Linked DNA regions of Homo sapiens: regions 2, 3 and 4 are each linked to region 1. A link is a loop called in an ENCODE intact Hi-C map of the cell type or tissue named here. Cell type or tissue: gastrocnemius medialis. All regions are shown on one strand.

Evidence for each region. Hi-C counts contacts between places; a loop is a spot of excess contacts. Peaks named below come from ENCODE experiments on the same cell type or tissue, not always from the same donor. Only the 100,000 strongest peaks of a DNase experiment are listed, where the experiment ranks them.
Region 2: a loop joins it to region 1, with 3.0 times the contacts of the local background. A loop is called at or near these places in 7 of 110 quality-filtered maps.
Region 3: it touches region 1 in a loop (7-fold over the local background); 8 of 110 quality-filtered maps call a loop at or near these places.
Region 4: it touches region 1 in a loop (13-fold over the local background); 4 of 110 quality-filtered maps call a loop at or near these places.

The regions. Positions count from the first base shown.
Region 1 is chr3:17,138,712-17,143,711 of GRCh38, forward strand. No RefSeq gene overlaps it. Among named protein-coding and RNA genes, the nearest start is that of PLCL2-AS1, 87 kb to the left of the region's middle. In gastrocnemius medialis, a CTCF peak has its summit at 2,584; DNase peaks (open chromatin) are centred at 2,120 and 2,590; H3K4me3 peaks cover 481 bases; H3K27ac peaks cover 2,206 bases.
Region 2 is chr3:17,189,074-17,194,073 of GRCh38, forward strand. The region is part of intron 19 of TBC1D5 (TBC1 domain family member 5); the gene reads right to left. Among named protein-coding and RNA genes, the nearest start is that of PLCL2-AS1, 140 kb to the left of the region's middle. In gastrocnemius medialis, no CTCF peak of the experiment used is centred here; DNase peaks (open chromatin) are centred at 1,768 and 2,798; H3K4me3 peaks cover 574 bases; H3K27ac peaks cover 4,728 bases.
Region 3 is chr3:17,086,962-17,091,961 of GRCh38, forward strand. It overlaps PLCL2 (phospholipase C like 2), which reads left to right. Exons shown (of 6, transcript NM_001144382.2): 6 at 2,772-3,643. The coding sequence ends at 2,951. Among named protein-coding and RNA genes, the nearest start is that of PLCL2-AS1, 35 kb to the left of the region's middle. In gastrocnemius medialis, no CTCF peak of the experiment used is centred here; DNase peaks (open chromatin) are centred at 1,290, 2,200 and 3,836; H3K4me3 peaks cover 1,542 bases; H3K27ac peaks cover 5,000 bases.
Region 4 is chr3:17,231,666-17,236,665 of GRCh38, forward strand. TBC1D5 (TBC1 domain family member 5) reads right to left here. Exons shown (of 23, transcript NM_001349074.2): 18 at 2,020-2,085. Among named protein-coding and RNA genes, the nearest start is that of PLCL2-AS1, 180 kb to the left of the region's middle. RefSeq lists enhancers at 272-566, 941-1,010, 2,010-2,079. In gastrocnemius medialis, a CTCF peak has its summit at 1,917; no DNase peak of the experiment used is centred here; H3K27ac peaks cover 2,408 bases.

The DNA.
Region 1 (5,000 bases):
CTGGAGCCTTTCCCAGGCAAGCAGTGCCAGCAGCCCAAGCCATTCCCTGGCCCTGAGGGGGCCCCTTGTGCCTGAGGAGGAGAAGACAGAGCAGGGGACCAAGATCCATTCTTTCCTCTCCTAAGAGTCCTAGACACTCAGGGGACTTGTCTTGTCGGGGTTCCCCGGAAGCAGACTCTGAGACAAGGACTCAAATACAAGTAGCTAATCTAGAAGGTGATGCCCAAAAACTCTACCAGGTGTGGGGAGACAGGGAAGGGCAGGGCACTGTTTTCAAGCCCATCCGGGCTGCCAGCACCTGGAGTTTCTTCCTCCTCCCTGGGGAGCTCCTGGAGGTGGAGTAAAACCCTCTCATCAGTTACCCCAGCCAAGAGATGTGGTGGTAAGGATTTATCCACACTTCTCTCCTGCTTCTCCTCTCCTGTCAACTGGCTCTGTGCATTTTGGGCAGGGAGAAGCACTCCTGGGCAGCGGGTCCCAGTGTTTGCGGCACAGTCTTCTGAGTGCAGAGGTGGATGTCCATGAGCTCTGAGCCAAATTTGATCCATCAACAGATTCCACGGCCCTGGCCACGTGGTGGGTTCCTGTGCAGCCAAGTGACCTGAAGAGGGTCACTGGGTAAGGCTGAAAATGCAGCTAGTTTGGGTGCGTAGGGGACAGCCCACTTGTGGACTGACTTGCTGAGCTGGAGGGGCTGCTTTTCAATGAAGTCACATTGTTATGCAGCGATTTTGTCTTTGAATATTTCTTCCTGGGCAGAGGGCACAACAACTGTGGTATATTTTTTCAGGGCTGCAGGTGCAGGTGTTTGCATGGTTGGGCAGCAAACCAAAAGGAAGTCTCCCCTGGCCAAGGAGTTGGAAACAGACATGCAACCACATCGTTACGGACTGTGTGGTGCTGCCATGACCTGCAACATGGGTGCCCGTCCACCCAGCCCACGGCAGCACAGCCCACCTTGGCCTGTGTCTGTGACACAGCAGAAAACACTTAATCCCAGGCTCGGGGCAGCACTTGGTGCTGCTGGTGGACCTGCTCTTGCACAGCGAACCAGCCTTTGTTCCAACCCTGAAATCATTCTGCTGTCTCCTGGTCTGGACCTTCTGTGGCTCCAGGTTTCTTTATGCCGATTGTATTTGGAAGCATCCCTTTTCCTGGCCTCTTCGGGGTGACAGCTGTGTTGAGACAGACAGACACACACCACACACACACACACACACACACACACACACACACACACACACACACACACAGCACAGCCATTCCCCGATCAGGCAATGATGCACCGCGCATCCCTTTCCCTGTTTGCACTGCCTTTGCTGTGGAGCCCGGGGTCCTCTGTTGGGCCCTGAGAGGTGGACAAGGGGTCTTGGCGTTTCCCTGGAGACTCACCACGTGGTGGTGGGCAGCATTTGGTTGGCTCCTCACAGGGCCTCTGCTGCGCTGCAGAAGGTGAGGATGCTGGGGGCCCTGGTGTGGCCTTATTCTGGGGCATGCTTCTGGGGTGCAGTAGGGTGGGTGGGGCTTGCATTCCTGGCCATGACTCTAAAGCCTTTAACTTAATTTCTCAAAGCCCCTTCGGAGAAAGCCTTCTGGGGTTGGGATGTGGGGCTGGGTGAAAAGGGTCTTAGACTCATGAAGAGCTGTGTGCGTTTGATCTTTCCAGCAGTTCAAGAAGTTTGCCAGACATGAAAGGCTGGACGAGCCTGGTGATTAGATCCCTGTTCAGCCGCCAATGAGAGACTTTTGTTTTGTTTTGTTTTTTGTTTCAGATTTTGTCTTCCCCCACCGCCACCCCACTTTTTAGCTCTGTTTCTTTCTCTCTCGTCTCTGTGCGTCCGCATGTCTCTCTTTGTATGTCTCTGTATCTCTGTGTGTCTCTACTTATCTCTTTGTCTCTGTCTTTAAATGTCTCTGTCTCAGTATCTCTAAGGCTTTGTCTCTATTTCTCTCCTCCTCTCTCTGATGCTATCTCTCTGTGTCTATCACTGTCTCTCTCTGTCTCTCCCTTTCTGTCTCCCTCTCTAGCGCTCTGTTTCCTCTGTCTCTGCCTCTTTCTGGCCCAGTCCAGAGCCCTTGGCATGAGGACACGGGTGAGTCAGGGCTGGCTGCAATTGGACACCTCAGGGATACCAGCCAGTCCTGGTCCCTCTAAAGGGGAGCGATATGTGTACTTTCGGGGTGGTAGGGGGTGCGGGTAGTAATCTGGCGGTACATTCTGTCCCGGCCCCTTATAGGGAATTTACTCTCAGTTGGACCCACCTCCACCCTTACCCCCACCAGAGGGCTGTTCCTGGCAAAGCAGAGCAGCTTCACCATCAGGCACAGGACATGCCAGTTTCGAGAGACGTTTAGGATTTATGTGCAACCAATGAATAAGGCAAGTATTACATGGGACATTTGACTAGTTTATCTTGATCACTAAATGTCTAGGTGGTCACAAGACAACCTGACAGACGTTACTGGGAGAACTTGATATTTGGAGGTCACTTATATTTGAGCAAGGGTAGCATTCATGTTCACCTGCGCATTTGAGGGGCATGGGGACTGGTGTGCCCAGAGCCTGGAGGGCCCCCACGTGGCAGCCAAGGGAGGCTGAGGAGCCAGGTCAGTTTCCACAGCACTGGCTCCTCCTGGTCAGGGCAGACCTCTGCTGTCATAGCCTGAGCACCAAGGTGTGGCCCAGGAGAGGATCCATGGCTCTCTTGCCATCTGGCCCTGCTCCTAGGTGCTCACAAAAGTAATGACAGCAGAGGGGATGGGGCACATCCTGGGCACAGCGTGGGGGCTGATCCTCCCAGCCCAAGGCTCAGCAACCACAAAGGGCTGGGTCAGAACAAGCATGCGGTGTGTCGTCGGGTGTGAGGTGGAGGAAATGGCCATCTGTGGCCTGTGGAACTCAGATGGGCAAAGAGAACCCATGAAAGGCACCTGAGTGGTGGGTGACATGAGCAAATAATGTCTCTGTAGAAAGGCAAACCCGGCAGCTCTGCACTGGGTGCATAGAATTAGAGGCATGACAGGCCCTGGAAAAGAGACTGATCTATGAAATGCAGCCTCCAAGCGCAGATCTGATCTGAGAGGATCCGCAACTCCATGACCCTGCAGCTTGGTAGTGTGTGCACCTGTGTGTGTGTGCATGTGCATGTGTGTGCATGCGTGTGTATGCATGTTTGTGTGTGTGCATGCATGTGTTTGTGTGTGTGCATGCATGTGCGCATGTGTGTTCTGACTTGTGTCTTCCACTAAACTTCCATCTTTGACCACTCCCCTTCCCTCCCTGCTCCTTCCTGCAAATCCACTCCTGGGAGACCCTGAAGAAAGGGTGGGCAAATAACATGGAGCTAAATCTTTCAAAGCTGGGGGAGGGAATGGGGTCAGAAGACTGGTGCCAATCAACCTTCTTTCCCCCACCCATGAAAGTGACCAATTAAGAGATTCAGCAAATCCCACAGGTGCTTGTTCATGCATCAGCCGTGTTCACAACAGCCCATAAACTCCTCAATTGTTCAGACCAGCTATGGTACATCCACACACCGGCATGCCACTAGTGATGAAAAGGAGCTGTTTTCATAGCAGTTGAGGACCCTGCGGGACTCTATTCCTGAGCAGTTCTGCAACCGGCTAAAGGCTCCTGGCAATAGAACACACATCAGTGGTTGCCTTGGGGGAGGCCAGGACTTGGGGGGACCTGAGAGAGTTTTCTGGGATGATGGAATATTCTGTATCTTGACGGTGTGGTGTTTACACAGGTGACAACATCTGTCAGAAATCAATGGGTTGAGCCTTTAATATCTACCTTATTGTATGTAAATTCTAATTCAAGAAAATAAAATAGGCTGCCAATTCAGAAAAAGAAAGAAAAAAGAGGGAGCAGGAGGCATAGGATGTGGCCTGACTTCTCGAGGGTCCCTTGGGGTAAATACAGACACCCACCAGACCCACATCAGGCCTAGCGAACGCGGAGCCGCTGCCTGAAGGGGTGGGCTCCTTACCTTGAGCCCCTGCGTGCCTCACTGGCTCACCCCGTCCAGCCCTGCTGTGGGCTCCACGGACAGAGCTTCCCAGGCGTTAAGAGAGGCATGCATCCCGATTTTCATGTGCAATCTCTGTTTTTTAATATTGGCTGCAAACACCTAAATTTCAAAACATGAAGTGGTCCTCAAAGACCACATCAGGCCCTCTTGCCACTTTACCCCCTTATCCTTAAAAGTTTTGTCCTCGAGAGTGTTTCAGATGGCCTCAGAGCTGCTGGAGGTTCCCTTGTGTTTTGAGCACACCACAAATTCCTGATGTTCTTTGATTCAACTGACCAAGTGAGCAGGCTGGGGCCAGGTCAGGAAGAGGCCATCTTGGGCCAAGCTGAGAGGAATGGGTGCAGTGGGGGTAGGAAGGGGTCCTGTGGGAGAGAATCCAAGAAGGAACGTCCTCCCTGAGATGAAATGTTTACTGGTGTGATTCTTGTGCCGCAGGTTGGGAGAAGGGACCAAGGCTCAGGTTCGACTGGATGCCAGTCTCCCAGTGGGTCACCCTGGGTTTGGATCTGTGTCCCCGCTCAAATCTCATGTCCAGTTGTAATCGCCAGTGTTGGAGGTGGGGCCTGGTGGGAGGTGATTGGATCATGGGGGTGGATCCTTCATGAACGGGTTTGCCCCATCCCCTGTGGTGCTGTTCTCCTGATAGAGTTCTCAGGAGACCTTGTTGAGTGTGTAGCACCTCCTCCTTCTCTCTGTCTGCTGATCCCACCATGGGAAGAAGTGCCTGCTTCCCCTTCGCCTTTCACCATGATTGTAAGTTTCCTGAGGCCTCCCCAGAAGTCGAGCAAATGCCAGCATCATGTTTCCTGTACAGCCTGTGGAACTGTGAGCCAATTAAACCTCTTTTCTTTATAAATTACCCATACTCAGGCCAGGCACAGTGGCTTGTGCTAGTAATCCCAGCACTTTGGGAGGCTGAGGTGGGTGGGTCACTTGAGCCCAGGAGTTTGAGACCGATCTGGC
Region 2 (5,000 bases), 50 kb after region 1:
TTAATTCCTTGGTCTACTCAACCCCACCTGGCAGGATCGGGGGAGAACAAAATGAGAACATATGGAGAACACAGCATCTGGCACAGAGCAGACACTCAATAAAGGTAATTATTCTTTCTTTAAAAAAATTTTTTTATAATCAAGTTAAGACAGTGAAATGGATTTAAATACAAAGTTTTATGATTCACTGTTGGAAAACATTAGTTTCTGGCTTTAAAACCTTTATGTAGCTTAGCCCAGAAAGATTAATTAAAGCTTAAGAGCCCATCACCGTCTTAAGCATGGGATAGCAAACTAATGTACAAGGCAAGAAATTGATAGAGGAGGATAAAGTTGGGCCACCTGTAGACTACAATGTGCAACATCACCAATTGTAATTGGTGCCCTATAGCAAAGGACCAGAAGATGAGGGCCACTCTATAAGAAGAGAAAAATAACTAGCATCAAATCCCTTCATATTGATTGTAATACGCCAGACACTGAGCTTTGCTGTATTAACATGTTTACTCTTCACACAAACTTCTGAGGTATATTCTCTCATTATCTCCGACATAAAATATGGCCTACTCCTCTGTAAGCCACAGTCTCTGGAAGTGTATGCTAAGGTTTAGATAGCTCTTTGAGAACCCAAGTCACTTGGCCTGCTACTCTCATTTCTTCCCTGTGTACACATCCCTTCCTATGCTCCATTACCATGGTCCTTCCCATGAATAATCCCATATTTCAGTTTCCTTTACCTGAGATTCACCAGCTGTAATGCTGAGCCCTAATGCCAAATTGCTTATTAAATTGTTTTCCTTCAAAAACATTCAGATATGATTGGCTGTATTGTTTTGTTGTTTGTTGAATGATTTTCTTTTTGACTAAATAATCTGAAGAAATTGTTTTTTGAATTTGCTTTTTAATAAGTGGTGTTTCTATCATTCTGCCCCAAATAGTTGATGCATCATTAGACTTCTATTGAAATGTTAGGTATCTCAGCTGTTTAAATTTAATATGTCAATTTTATTAATTAATTCAATGTAGTCCTGCTATTTCTTTGTTAAAAAGAGGATAAACTTTCATAGTTTATTATTCATTCATATATTAATTTTTTCAAAAGTGATGTTTGTTTGCATTGTGTTAGGCCTTGTGAGAAATACAATAATGACTAAAACATGGCCACTGAAAAAGTTTAGAGGATGGTCAAACCTGTACAGAAAGCCAAGAGAGGTACAAGATAAGTTCTGTAGAAGAGACGTGAGAGAGGACTCCTTACAATTCTGGAAAGGGAAGATGATTTCAATTTGTGTATGTGGAAAGGAAAGGAGGTTTTCTAGTGTTTTTGAGGGGTCCTGAAGAAGGAGAGTCTTGGCTTAGACAAAATAATAAGGAAAGATGTTTTAGGAGGCAGGAAAGTATGGCACCTAGGCAACCAGGCAGTCACTGAGCTGAGCCAGAACATGGGGATAGTACGAGCTGAGGTTCAGCAGAAAGGCTTCCCTTCCTCTTCTGTTCATCCCTGTTGCATTTTCACTTCACATAATTATGTTTTCGGGGTTGGGGTTTGACATGCAGACTACTGTGGCCACTGCCCCCAACACACACCATGCTGACAGATTATTATACAGGCTGCAGTGGTGTTTCTGTCCATGGACTAATTCAAACTCCAGGGGAATAGTGAGGCAGGAATGGCACTGAGGTGGAGTTCTGCTTAGCTTCTAAGTGGGTGTCCTCAGATCACAAGAGAAGCAGACAAGGGAACCAACACTAACTGTAGGCAGCAGGAACAGGCTAAATATAGCAACCAGAAGACAGGAAAGACGCCCAGTCTTTCTTGAGCAGATGGGTGAACAAGAAGTGGGAAGTAAAGGAAACGGAAAGTCTCAAGGAGAAAAAGTGGAAAGGCCACGGATGTTCGGAGGAAGCTGTGGTGTACACAAGGGCAAAACACATACACGGTGTGAATGAAATCCAAGTCAGAAGCATATGGTATCAGCAGAGGAAGATACCACCAGAAAAAATAGAAGAAGAGCACAAAGAAGACTTTTTAAGAGTATTAAAATAAGTGGTATGAGGTGTGAAGCTGTGCAGCCATACTGGTGAACAAGCTGGAATATAAATCACAAGCCTTAAAATCAGTATATACTAGGCTTGACACTTACCTTCTCTGTGATTCTGACCAGATAGCAAAGTTCTTTGAGCCTCAGTTTCCTGTTTACAAAATGGTGATAATAATAGTTTCTACCTCATGTGCTTGTTGGAGGACTGGATTTGAATTACATTAGGTTTTCCAGATTAAATACTTTGCACAGTGCTTAGGACATGGTAAACACTCAATAAATGTGAATTTTATTGTCTCTGAATTTTAATACAATCCTAGAAAGTTATTTCAAAGGATTATGAATGCATGCAAGAATAACTCCCAGGATATTCATCACACATTCAATGGCAACATGCACACATATGGGCATAGGCACCTCACAGAAATCCTAAATGTCTAATGATGGGTGATTTGGGTAACTTGTGGAACATTTATAAACAGTATGCTATGCAAACCTTATTTTTTATTTATTTTTTTTGAGACAGAGTCTCGCTCTGTTGCCCAGGCTGGAGTGCAGTGGTGTGATCTTGGCTCACTGCAACCTCTGCCTCCCACGTTCAGGCGATTCTCCTGCCTCAGCCTCCCAAGTAGCTGGGATTACAGGCACCTGCTACCACACCCGGCTTTTTTTTTTTAAATATATTTTTAGTAGAGATGGGGTTTCACTATGTTGGTCAGGCTGGTCACAAACTCCTGCCCTCAAGTGATCCGCCTGCTTCAGCCTCTCAAAGTGCTGGGATTATAGGCATGAGTCATCGCACCCAACTTATGCAACCTTTAAAATGTATTTATAGGAGAACATTTAAGAACGACATATCACATACTAATTGGGAAAACAGGTTACAAAGTAGTAGGTAAACAATGATTCTGATTTCAAAAAATATATATATATGCATAGAAAAAAATAATGGATAGTCCCCAAATAGTTTATATTGGTTTCTTTCAAATGGTGGAATTATGGGTGATTTTTTCTCTCCTTTTTGCTAATTTTCGGTGGATTTTCTACAATGAAATTGGATCATATTTTTGTAATAAGAAAATCAAATAATGCAAATAACATAATAGAGAAGAAAAAAGTGAAAGGTGATTGCCAAGGAGAAAAAAGACATAACTGATTCCAAATCAAACTCCAAGTAATATTCTATACTCTAAACAAATCTGTATTCTAAACGACACTAAATAGAGAAACTTCTATGAAATAAATTGTAAAAAAAAAAAAAGGTAAATAATTAGCATATTTTGTCCCATGTGCAAACCTGGAGTAGTATAGCATTCTTATGGTAAAGGGCTTCCTTCTATATGATTAAAATGAGAACGTTAGTGGATGCTGCTCTTTATGGGTTGCCTAGAAATAACGTGATTCTTAAAGATATTTTAAAAATAAAGATGCTTACAAAATCCCCCAGTAAATAGCAGTTCCCATTTTTGGACAGGATGTAAACAAACAAGTTAAATGTAAATGGAAATGGCCTTTAGAAATTTTGAACTGAAATTCAAAGCTCAAGATGTCACATTTATGCTATCCAATTATATCATTTCAGAACTGGAAATGTCTTTAGAGATCATTTATTTCAACCCCTTCTTGTTTACAAATAAAGCAGCTTTTGTATGGCCAGGTAGCTGGGCAAGTAGCAGAAATCCCACTGGTAGGCTTCCTTGTTTTTCAGCCACTGAAGCACTGCGGTGTCCCACCGCTGACGTCCTCACTACCAGGGAACACTGGATTTGTCCCGACAGGATGGGTTTTCATAACAATCACTGAGCCCTTTTCCTTCTACCCCACATCCTCCTGTACTAGCAGTGCTCCTTCCTGACTATTGAAGGCTACAGCAAAGTCACTAAAACCTAAACTCCACAGGATTTTGTATCACTTTTCACTCCTTTAGTTTCCCCCAGAAACTTGGATAAAACCTCTACATTAAACAATACTGACTCCTTATAATTTATAAAGTTAAAAATTGCCTGTGATAAAATTGGGGTGGCCCGGTGAGGCATGAGTCAGGCTTTCTCCAGCCCAGAGCTCCTCGCTGATTGTGCTGCTTCAGCTGGCTCTAATAGATAGTGATCATTCAAACCCCTTCTCTTCAGGAGCCCAACAGGGGCTGCAGGGCAAGACCACAAGGTCAAGTATAGGGAGAAACCTTTATTTTTCCCTGCAAAAATTTTCTCTACCAAATTGCTACTTGACTTATAGCATATCCCTAGAATTGACAAATTACATATCAACTTCACATTCTCTTCATTGGTTTACATGCGAAGAGTTTCAAATCTCTTTTTGAAGTCAGGTGTTGGCAGGTTAAAATAATTAATTCAGATCACATGCTTGCCGTGGGTGCGACATATGGGGTATGGATTACAAATATTTTAAAAATAGTGCATGTAAGGTTCACAAAATTAAGGGAAAGAAATTTCCCTTTATATTCAGCTGTTGCTTATAAGTTTTATTGAGGGACTAAAAAAGATCTTCATTTCTTACCCCTTTTTATTCTTCGGGTCTACCTGATAAGGCAGAAATTCTTCATTGCCCAGTTATGACTAATAACTTCTTTTGTAGATAGCGCTAACCACAGACTCTATTTCCCTCAGTTTTCTAATTTGTAAAATAGGAAGCAATTCTAGCAGTGACCTTATAGCGTTGCTTGAGGATTAAAATAGCTAATACATGTAAAATGCTTAGAACAGAGGACACACTTACAGAAGGTGTTCTATAACTATTAGCACTTAGCCACCATTTACAAGGAGAACATGCTCACACTAGGATATATTTGAAGCTTGCTTTATATGTAGAAAATCTCATTCCTTATTTGGTATTCAATTAATGTTATTAATATCAATTTTTTCGATCTTTAATATGAATAAAAATCAGCTGGGGATCTTGTTAAAATGCAGAGTCTGATTTAGTAGGTCTGGGTTGGGG
Region 3 (5,000 bases), 52 kb before region 1:
ATCTATTACAGTAGCCAAAATACAAAACTAACATCACCAAATGCTGGCGAGGATGTGAAACAACAGGAACTTTCATTTATGCTGGTGGAAATGCAAAATGGTGCAGACAATTTGGAAGAAACTGTCAAACTATCTGTAGTTCTTACAGAACTAAACATACTCTTACCATATGATCCAGCGATCATACCCCTTGGAATGTACCTAAATGAATTGGAAACTTATGTCAACACAAAAATCTGCATACAGATGCTTATAGCAGAGTTATTTTTAATTGCCAAAATTTGGAAGCAACATAGATGTCCTGAAGTAAATGAATGGATAAATAAACTGCAGTGCATCCAGACAATGGAATATTATTCAGCACTAAAAAGATATGAGCTATCAAGCCATGAGACGACATGGAGGAAATTTAAATGCATATTACTAAGCGAAAGAAGCCAATCCAAAAAGGCTACACACTGTGTTTCCAACTAGACGACATTGTTGAAAAGGCAGAACTGTGGAGACAATAAAAAGATCAATGGTTGCCAGGGGTTGGGAGTGGGGAAGGATGACTAGCAAAGCACAGAGGAATTTTAGGGTGGTGGAACTATTCTGCATGATCGTGTAAGGGTAGATAGATGTTGTTATACATTTTTCAAAACCCATGGAATACACAAAACCAAGGGTGAGCCCTAATTTAGGCAATAGACTTGAGGGGATGTGGCAACATAGGTTCATTGATTGTAACAAGTATACCACTGTGGTGCGGGATGTGGCTACTAGAGAAGGTTTGCGTAGGGAGGGAGCGTAAGGGAACTCTCTGTGGTTTCTGCTCTGTTTTGCTGTGAACCTAAAACTGTCCTAAAAATTAAAGTTTATTAATTTTAAAAAATAATATTTGGAGTTTTAAAACACAAAGACTAGTTAGTCTATTAAAACTGTGAATGTGTGTAGCAATTCTGCTTGTGAAGGGAAATACACTATTTAACATGAAATTATACTCCTGACACAATATGCTATATATACAAAGACCTCATAACTAGTAAATTTTCAACATGTGAGTTCAGTGACTAGTAAGAATGAATAAAAATGAAGCTCCTTTAGTTAATCTACGCAAGGGAACATCTATTTATAGTTACTAATTAAAGGACTCTGTAAAGCAGGAAAACCATGCATGGTAAGTGGTAGGCAGCAAACTGTTCTGTGGATTTGGGCCTCATGACGGTTTAAAATTGCCTTGCAATTTGATCTCACCAGTGGCTGACATTTGACTATAGTCCATTTGCCAGCCAAGGTAAGTCCCTACCCATTGCTCTCTGCAGCTGGCCCCAAGCTCCTGCTGGACAGGAATGCCTTAAAGGGGACCCACACTGGGAGGCAGTTCAGAAAGAGGGAAAGGCGGAGGAGGTGTAAGTAGGACAAAGAAAAGTCAAACTACAGAGGAATCATAAAGAAAATAATAGAATAAATTGAGAACCCAAGGGGATGGGAAAAAATAGCAAGCAAGGAGAGTGAGAAAGAAGAAAAGGTAATAGTGTAAGTAGAAAAAACTGTTAGTGGAAGGCAGGTTAAATTTGGAAGGAAAAATAGAACAAAAAAGCAAAGTAGGAGTGTTGGAATTTACAGCAATAGAGCACCACATCATCTCTTCTGCTCGATAATTTTGGAATTGTTGGCTGATGCATTAGCCCAGTGGTTTTCAACTGGGGGTAGCTCACCCTCCCACTCAAGAGACAGTTAGCAATGTCTGCAAACATTAGGGTATGCTAGGGGTGCTGCTAAATATCTGAAAATACACAAGACAGCTCCCCACCTCCAAAGAATTCTCTGGTCCAAAATGTCAAGAGCAAAGAGGGTGACAAACTTCATTGGCCCATTGTCAGCACCGATTCCAGACTCCCAGTGACTGTGCTTCAATTCGCCCACTGTTTTCTGACCTATATCATGTTATACTGCATATAGATCAAGTTGATGGTCAGACCTCAGAAAAGAAATTAAAATTTGGCTGAGAAAGTATATCCAAAGTAGAAAATCCTTTGCTTCACTCTTTCTTTCAGCAAATGCTCAGTGAGGACCTGCTGCGTGCCCACGGCTGCCAGCACTTACCAAAGGCTGTGTGGGCTTCAGAGATGGAGAACAGATTAGTGGTTGCCAGGGTTTAGGGATGGTGGAGAGGAGGGGTGGGTGTGACTTCCTGGTGGTGCTGGTGCAGTGCTGTGCCTTGGTTGCCACGGTGGTTACGTGAACCCACACATGTGATGAAGTCACACAGAAGCATAGGCACACTTTGTACCCCCATCAGTGTCTTGGTTTTGATATTGTGCTATAGTTATGTGAGACATAACCATTGGGGGAAATTTGGGAAAGGGTATACAAGACCTCTCTGTACTATATTTGTATCCTTCTGTGAGTTTATACTTATTTCAAAATAAAAAGTTTTTTTTTTAATCAAACCTTAAAAGGGAAAAAACAAGATTGGCCAAACAACTAATGAAAGATGTAATTTTAACCAGGATAGACAGGAATAGTTCATGCACACAGAACCCCATGCAGATCTATAAATAGAAAGGGCCAGAAAGGCAGCATACTCTTGGAGTGTGGTGTTGAAACTGGGAAAACAAACTCACTTTTTATTAAAATTGACCTATTCAGATGCAGTGCCAATAAGAAATAATTATGCCTTCTTGTGGAATCAGAATACTTCTATTTCAGTGAAAGATAGATATTGTTGAAGTATAACACTAAGTTATGTCATATCTAATACTGTTTAATTGCATGTTTTGTTATAGGGACAAGCAGATCTTTTGAAATATGCTAAGAATGAGACATTGGAGAACCTGAAACAAATCCATTTTGCTGCTGTTTCATGTGGACTGAATAAACCAGGCACCGAAAATGCTGATGTCCAGAAGCCACGCCGGAGCTTGGAAGTCATACCCGAAAAAGCAAACGATGAAACTGGAGAATGAGGAAACTTACAATAAACCATTATGGAGTTTATAACTCTAGGACCAATTGTAGTCAGATGGGACATTTGCTTTGCACTCACTAATGAGAATAATATTCGGGATTTTAAAGCACAACTGGAATAGCTAATTACAGTCTATTAAAACTGTGAATGTATGTAGCAATCCTGCGTGTGAAGGCAAATAAACTCTTTAACAGGCAATTATATTGCTGGCCAAAATATGCTATATTTGTATACAAAGACATTCTAACTCAGTTCCAGTATGAAGAAAGATTATTCACTCTAGCTCCACTGAGAAACATTTTCCTAAGTGAAAACAATTTCTTAAGATGGAAATGGATTGGATTGTCAAATTATTATTTATTGGAGAAAAAAACCTGATCTACACATTTTTACTTATATGGGGTTGCCAGAGTCTCTGGGTTCTAGATGATTTTGGTGGCATGCTTGCTGAGCCATAATTACTAAAGAGAATGTAAGTGGACGGGTTCCCTGAATCCCCGGGGTCCTTGGAGAGCCATCGAGGAGAATGTGCAATTGGACTGAAGCTCCCTGGCTGAAGATACATGCCGAGTCAGCACATGGGTAGAGATGATGTAAAAGCAGCCAATCTGGAAACAATACATTGTAAATAGTTTTTCATTGTATGAAGTAGTGTTCACATTAAAAAGATGTTTTATGATATTTCTCCAATAGCAGTACATGTGTTTAATGAAGCCTTAACTTTTAAGATTTCTAGCTCAAAATATTCTACTCTTAAGTGTAGCCACTTACTTGAACAGCTTTGTCAAAAATAAGTTGCTTGTCGGGGCTGACCTTATTTTGCTTTTGGTAAGGTTTCAACAGCTTTAAGCAACAGCAGCTGACTGTAAAGTGAACCGAGATACCCACAGCTGCCCTCTTGATGCTTCTGAATTAGGTCTGTAGTAATGTGCACCTCAGAATCTGGCAAAGAGTAAGTCAAAAGTAGTTAGAGGGGCAGGAGAAGGTGTAGCTTTCCTCCAGTTCTACTGGCAACAAATTCCTTCAATTTATGTTTGTCTGAGAAAGTCTCTGTTTCTCCTTCACTTTTGAAAGATAATTTTCTGCCAGCTGAGTTTTTAATCCAAGCTTTTATTTTGCAAATCAGTGAGACTTCGTGCTTTCAAGATACTGAACACTGCAGCCTAATTACTGCTTCTCCCAAACCAAAACTGCTTTCAAATTTTGGAAGGGTAAATATTTACTCTAAATCTTCAACAATCCCTTCTTTTCTATTCATTGACTCAGGTATGTGAGCCAGATAAGTATATGTAATCTTCAGCTGAGTATCTTATTAGTGATTTCCTCACAGTTCAAGAGATGCTCAGGCGCTGTTGTTCATTTGTTTCTGTCCAGTCTCCTCAATATCCTCTTAAAAAAACAATTCTTTGCTCAGTTCTTGTCATTTGCATTCTAATAGTGTGCTTAAGTTAAGGTACGCCATCTCCACTGCCCTTCTCTGGATATAATTCGTTGGAAAATAAGCCTGTTCCTTGGATAATGTTGCTGTTCCCTGCACACCCAACTAACCACCAGCCAGTAGCTTAGGCCCTTAGCTCAGAAATGAACTCTACACGGGGTAAAAATGAATAGAAAATAGAGAACTAAAAGTAAACTTACAGAATGAGAAATGAAATAATGTATAACTTAGATTGTTAAAAATACTTAAACTTAGCTGGAAGTAAATAGCAATATTCAATTTAAAGTGAAAAATCCAGAAATCATGAAAAATTTCTATCTTTTAAAGTATAATGAAATTGAAAAAAATTCTACATTTCTAGTAATGACAGGCATTATCTAATATGTGATTTGAATAACTGATAGTAAGACACATGTAATTTATTGTAGTTTATACAGGCTTAGAGTCAACAATTTTATAATTGAAGGAGTCTGAGAGATCATTCAGTCCTACACTTTCTTTTTCAGATGCCAAAGTTGCAGATGAAAATAAAAAATGCATTGCCTGGTGTCAAAAAGTCTGTTAGAGGTAGTGTTGGTGCTGAACCCAGCCCGGGGTTTGCTCCACCTT
Region 4 (5,000 bases), 93 kb after region 1:
ATTTTGGTTTACTTCTACTTCCCCTTGCTTCTTGGTACTCTTCAGGGAATATGTTGAGGAAGACAAAAAGTGACTTCCCCAAATCAGGTAGGTGTACTCTCATTGTCTATCATTGTCAAAATCATCACCACAGACTAAAAGCTGTTTATTTGTGATTCACATCTATTAAAGTAGCTGGAACTTTCCTTATCAGACTGATACAATCTCTGCTAGGGTATGGGAGGCAGAGGTGATTCTGAATAGGGTATCTAGTAAAAGAGCTGGTTCCCGACTATGTAGGCTTAACTGGGTCACCTAAAGCAAAGGTAATGCCCAACCAACCAGGTAAAGCTGTAAGGAAAGCCAAGGGACCAGTGAAAACAGAGCTTGACACAGCAGCAGGCACTCAATAAATACTTGTTGAATAAACAAATGAGATAATTCTACTTATATAACACGAGGTATTTGAACAAAACAATATAACCTCCCTCTTTGAAGTTCTAGTTAAACAGTTACGTTACTCCTGTGGCTCTGGTTTGTAGGAAAAAAACTGGATTTATTAATAGCATAGAAGCAGAAGTCAGAATAAGCAAGCCAACTCTTAGCTTTTCTTTCCATAGGTATAAATTGGGCTCCATATCCTATGTCTTGCAGAGAAGCCAAAGATCTACTCTGTAGCAATTAATGTTGGGACAACAACACACATGTTAAAAAGTTGTCTGTGGGGCTCAGAATTTAATTTTAGAAAACAAATTTAAGTCTTGTAAATTCTCTCCATATCAGATGATCACATTAACATTCATCTCAGTGCAAAGCTAAAGAGAAATCATGTAGACATTATCTGCCTTTCCTCTTGTCCATGCTATTATACCCTTCTATTATGTAGATCATTTAACAGACAGCAAGAGTGAACAGCTCTTCATGGAATCCCTGAGCTAGAAAAGCCCTTGAAGTTCATCTGGTTCAATTACCAGAATACCTCCAGAAACTATACCTGTGAGACACAGAACTATATATAGAAGTGAAAGCTTACTCCTCTATTGCCACAATGTGGTGGGTTTTTGTTTTTTAAGTTAACCCAATACATCAATCTCTTAATCACAACCCATTCTTTTCTGTTCCACCCCCCCTAAAAAAATGGATAATATGAGGACATATCATTATTAAAACAGTATTTTAATACTACTAGCATCACTATATTATGTGGTATTTTAAATTAAGAAAAACATGGTATGGATTTTAATTAATACTGCTATCATTTTAGTCTGAATTTGAATAGAAGATTCTTAAAGTTACTCTAGGCTTCCATTTAACACAGAAATCCTCTCTATCGCATATTTCATCTAAAAGACTGCATAATAAAAGATTAATGCAGCCACTTTAAGTATTTATATGTTTTAAAATTGCATAGGAGGTAGATGATCACTTTTTGTATTTATTTAAAAACTATATTTTCTATATTTTGAACAAATGGATATGATATTTAAACATTCTTTTTTTAAAACCATTGCCAGTTACCATAAATGAAGATTTGCTACACTGTACTTTAATTGTGTTAACATAATGCGTAATTCAAAGGCAATACTTAAAAACATTTCAAAATCAGGTTGTAATTATTTCAGGCAAAATGTAAGTATTTCTGGCTAATCGTAGCACATAAGATGTCTATTTTCAGAACTAATTGGTCAAATACTGTCACAGAGCACCAGTGTAACAAAAAGAACACCTCAGTGTGAGCTGGCACACAAAGTATACTATGTTATAATAACCACAAAATACAGGGTGAATCATATTTTGCAAAGAGGCTTGTGCACACCTAATAGAAAACCCACATCACAGCCATATTCGGCATCACCAAGGTATGACATGAGAGGGGACTTTTGTTCTTAACAATAGTGCCACTCAGTGGCTGAACAATGGTAGTGAATTGAAAACAGTATGAATGGAGGGTGGGCAAAAAGAAAAATGGAGTTTTGGAGTAGGCAATGATAATACTGTAGGCAAAGAAAAAGAAACACTATGTTGTTATGGTAACTGTACCTTGGAGGTCAGTTAGAGTCTGGACAGGAACAGAAACCTGAGCATCGCTTCCTGTAACTACATCGCCTGGATTTCATAAGAAAAAATAATTAGATTTCATAAAAAGGAAATAATCAACTTCACTTTTCTTTTATACTGAATGTTCTAATACTTTAATCAAATTACTAAAAATATAGTACAAAAGAAAATAATGCACAAGCTTAGAAAAATATAAAATATTTTCAAAGAAAATAATCTTTAAGAGCATGTTTTCTAGAAATGTTTTGTGTTTGTTTTTCTTAAAGAAAACACAAACAAGTTTCAACTAGAGTATAGGAAACTTCAGCAATCAAAAGATTTTGCTGAGCATATTTCATGATGCTACAAATATTAGTGTGATTTTATATTTTCCCTTTCATCCAAAAGTAAGTTATATGTCATTTATTTAAAAATAGGCATTCTTTTGAAATTGATTTCCTCCTATATCAGACAAAATTTATTTTTAACTAACTTGAAACCAACTTCTTCAGTGATAAGATAAAGTCCTCAATAAGTTCTAATTTCACATTAAGTAATGAAAAGATTTAAGTTACCACATGTACTTATAAATGTCAACATGTAAAAATAAACCTGTGAACTGCATACCCTTCACTTGATATACTTATTGTAGGCAAGATTTCATTTACAAATTGGACTTATAGTAAGTGCTTAAAATAATGACATGTTCAAATTAAAAAAGCAATTTAAAATATAGACAAAGGAAACAGGAAAAAAAAAAAACCAAGTGCATTTTAAGAACATAAGAAAGGAAAAGGAGCATAACAGGAAATCTCATGAAGAACCTGAGGTGCACTAACATTTGGAAGGAAGACTTTTTGGTTCTTTGATTTCCTTCCTGGATGACAAAGTTCAACACTAAGCACAGTCACTGTCAACAGAATCATTCTCTGGATATATCACCATCTGAAGGCCTATGCTATTTTCAGACTAACAGGCTAAAGAAAAAAGCATTTTAAAAAAGCATCATATTTTCTATGCATGATCATTTATGATTAATTGACTTGTTTCCCCTTGAGCTTTTATATAATATATACAGTAGTAAAAAAAATCAACTTTTGAGTTAAATGACATATCCTCAGTGTTCTGACCACTATGACTTACAGCATGGCCAGCTAATCCGGAAACTGTTAAGTTGTAATTATACCATCATCATCAATTAACAGTACACACATTTAGTCTCCTATAATTGAAATAAAATCTATAAATAGGAACATACCACAAACAAGTGATAAACAGCTTTTAGTGGAAATGGGCCCCAGATTTTCATAGTATATGTACTCTAAATTCACTGATAATGGCGTGCCTACTTTCTGTATCTTTGAAGGAGATTTTCAATTCTGTGCCTGCTACCTGTTTTACTCTGCTGCTTCTAGATCACTTATTAATGTATAGAGACTGACAACTCATTTTAACATTAAATATCACCAAAACAATTACAGGGAACATCTGGGCTGCTCCTTCACTATCCTACCCCAACACAAAGACAAACTACAGAATGTACTTCAAGCAACACATGTGAGTTTGGATTACAAACACAACTGTCCCCCTATCTAAGCATACAAGCACAAGTAATTGAAAGTTAACTGATTATGAAAACCATAAACAGTTTCATCTTTATAAACAACCATTTTTCAACATAACTTTCAAATTTTCCAGCAGAGTACACTAAAAAGACTATTACATTATCTTTCCTCAAAGGCACTAAGTAGATGACTCTGTTCTGAGAGAGAAATCACTTCACAACACAAGCCTCCTGACAGGCTGAATATTGTGTTCACTGATCTATGGGACCAGGTGATATGCTTGCAGCTTTCAGTGTGACAGCACAGCAGGATACATGTGGGAAATACCAGCATAAAGAACCAATGTTGGAGAAGTATTTTTCACTGTAGAGTTAATACATATTCTACCAAAACAACCATAGATTTTTAGAGGTGGGAGACTCTCCAGGGATTAGCCCAAATCTCTTATTTCAGGGTGAGGAAAGAAGAGGGTCAGAGAGCTTCAGGGTGTTGCTTAGGGCTCATCAATGGATGAATAGAGAAGAGCAGCAAACTACACTATCTTCTATCGTCTACTTCCACAAACCGTTCTCTTTGCCTTTTGTTTTATCCATACCTTTGTGAGGGAAGGAGCATTAGCAGGAACATTTATCATTAATCTGAAGGTAAACAAATTTTTGTTTTTTTTTTTTGGTAGATTGACATGAGAAGAACAAAACACAAGTACAAATATAGAAGGGTTGCCAAACAAGGCTACTTCCTTTCAGCACAGGGATCAGTTAAAATGCCCTAGTGATAATCATGTTCCAAATACTTTGCTTAAGTGCTCTGTTGTCTCCTTATAACTGGGGACTTGGTTTTCATCAATTGTTCCATCTCCATGCACTTCCTTTCTCACTTACTGTGATATTAATACTTGACATTTCCTTGGAGACAAAACTTTATATTTCTAGTCATTTGGCTTAGTTCCTCAGAAAATTTAAGCTACAACATTAAGAGATTCTCTGACTCATTTGCCTGCCATCAGTTAGAATTACAACTGACTACAGCTTGTTATCAAAGCAATATTGAAATCGTATTTGTTTAGAACAATAAAACAGTACAATTAAGAAATATGTAAAATAACATTCATTTCCATTCTGGAAATGGGTATATCTCCTGGCATTAAAATACATTTACAATATGCTAATGCTTTGGTCTCTTTTTTTAAAAAAATGTGTGACAGCTCTACGTTAAAAAGAAAATAATGTAATTTTCAACGAGATTTTTTTTTTTTTTTGAGATGGAGTCTGGCTCTGTTGCCAGGCTGGAGTGCAGTGGCACGATCTTGGCTCACTGCAACCTCCGCCTCCTAGGTTCAAATGATTCTCCTGCCTCAGTCTCCTGAGTAGCTGGGACTACCGGCATGCACCACCATGCCCAGCTAATTTTTGTATTTTT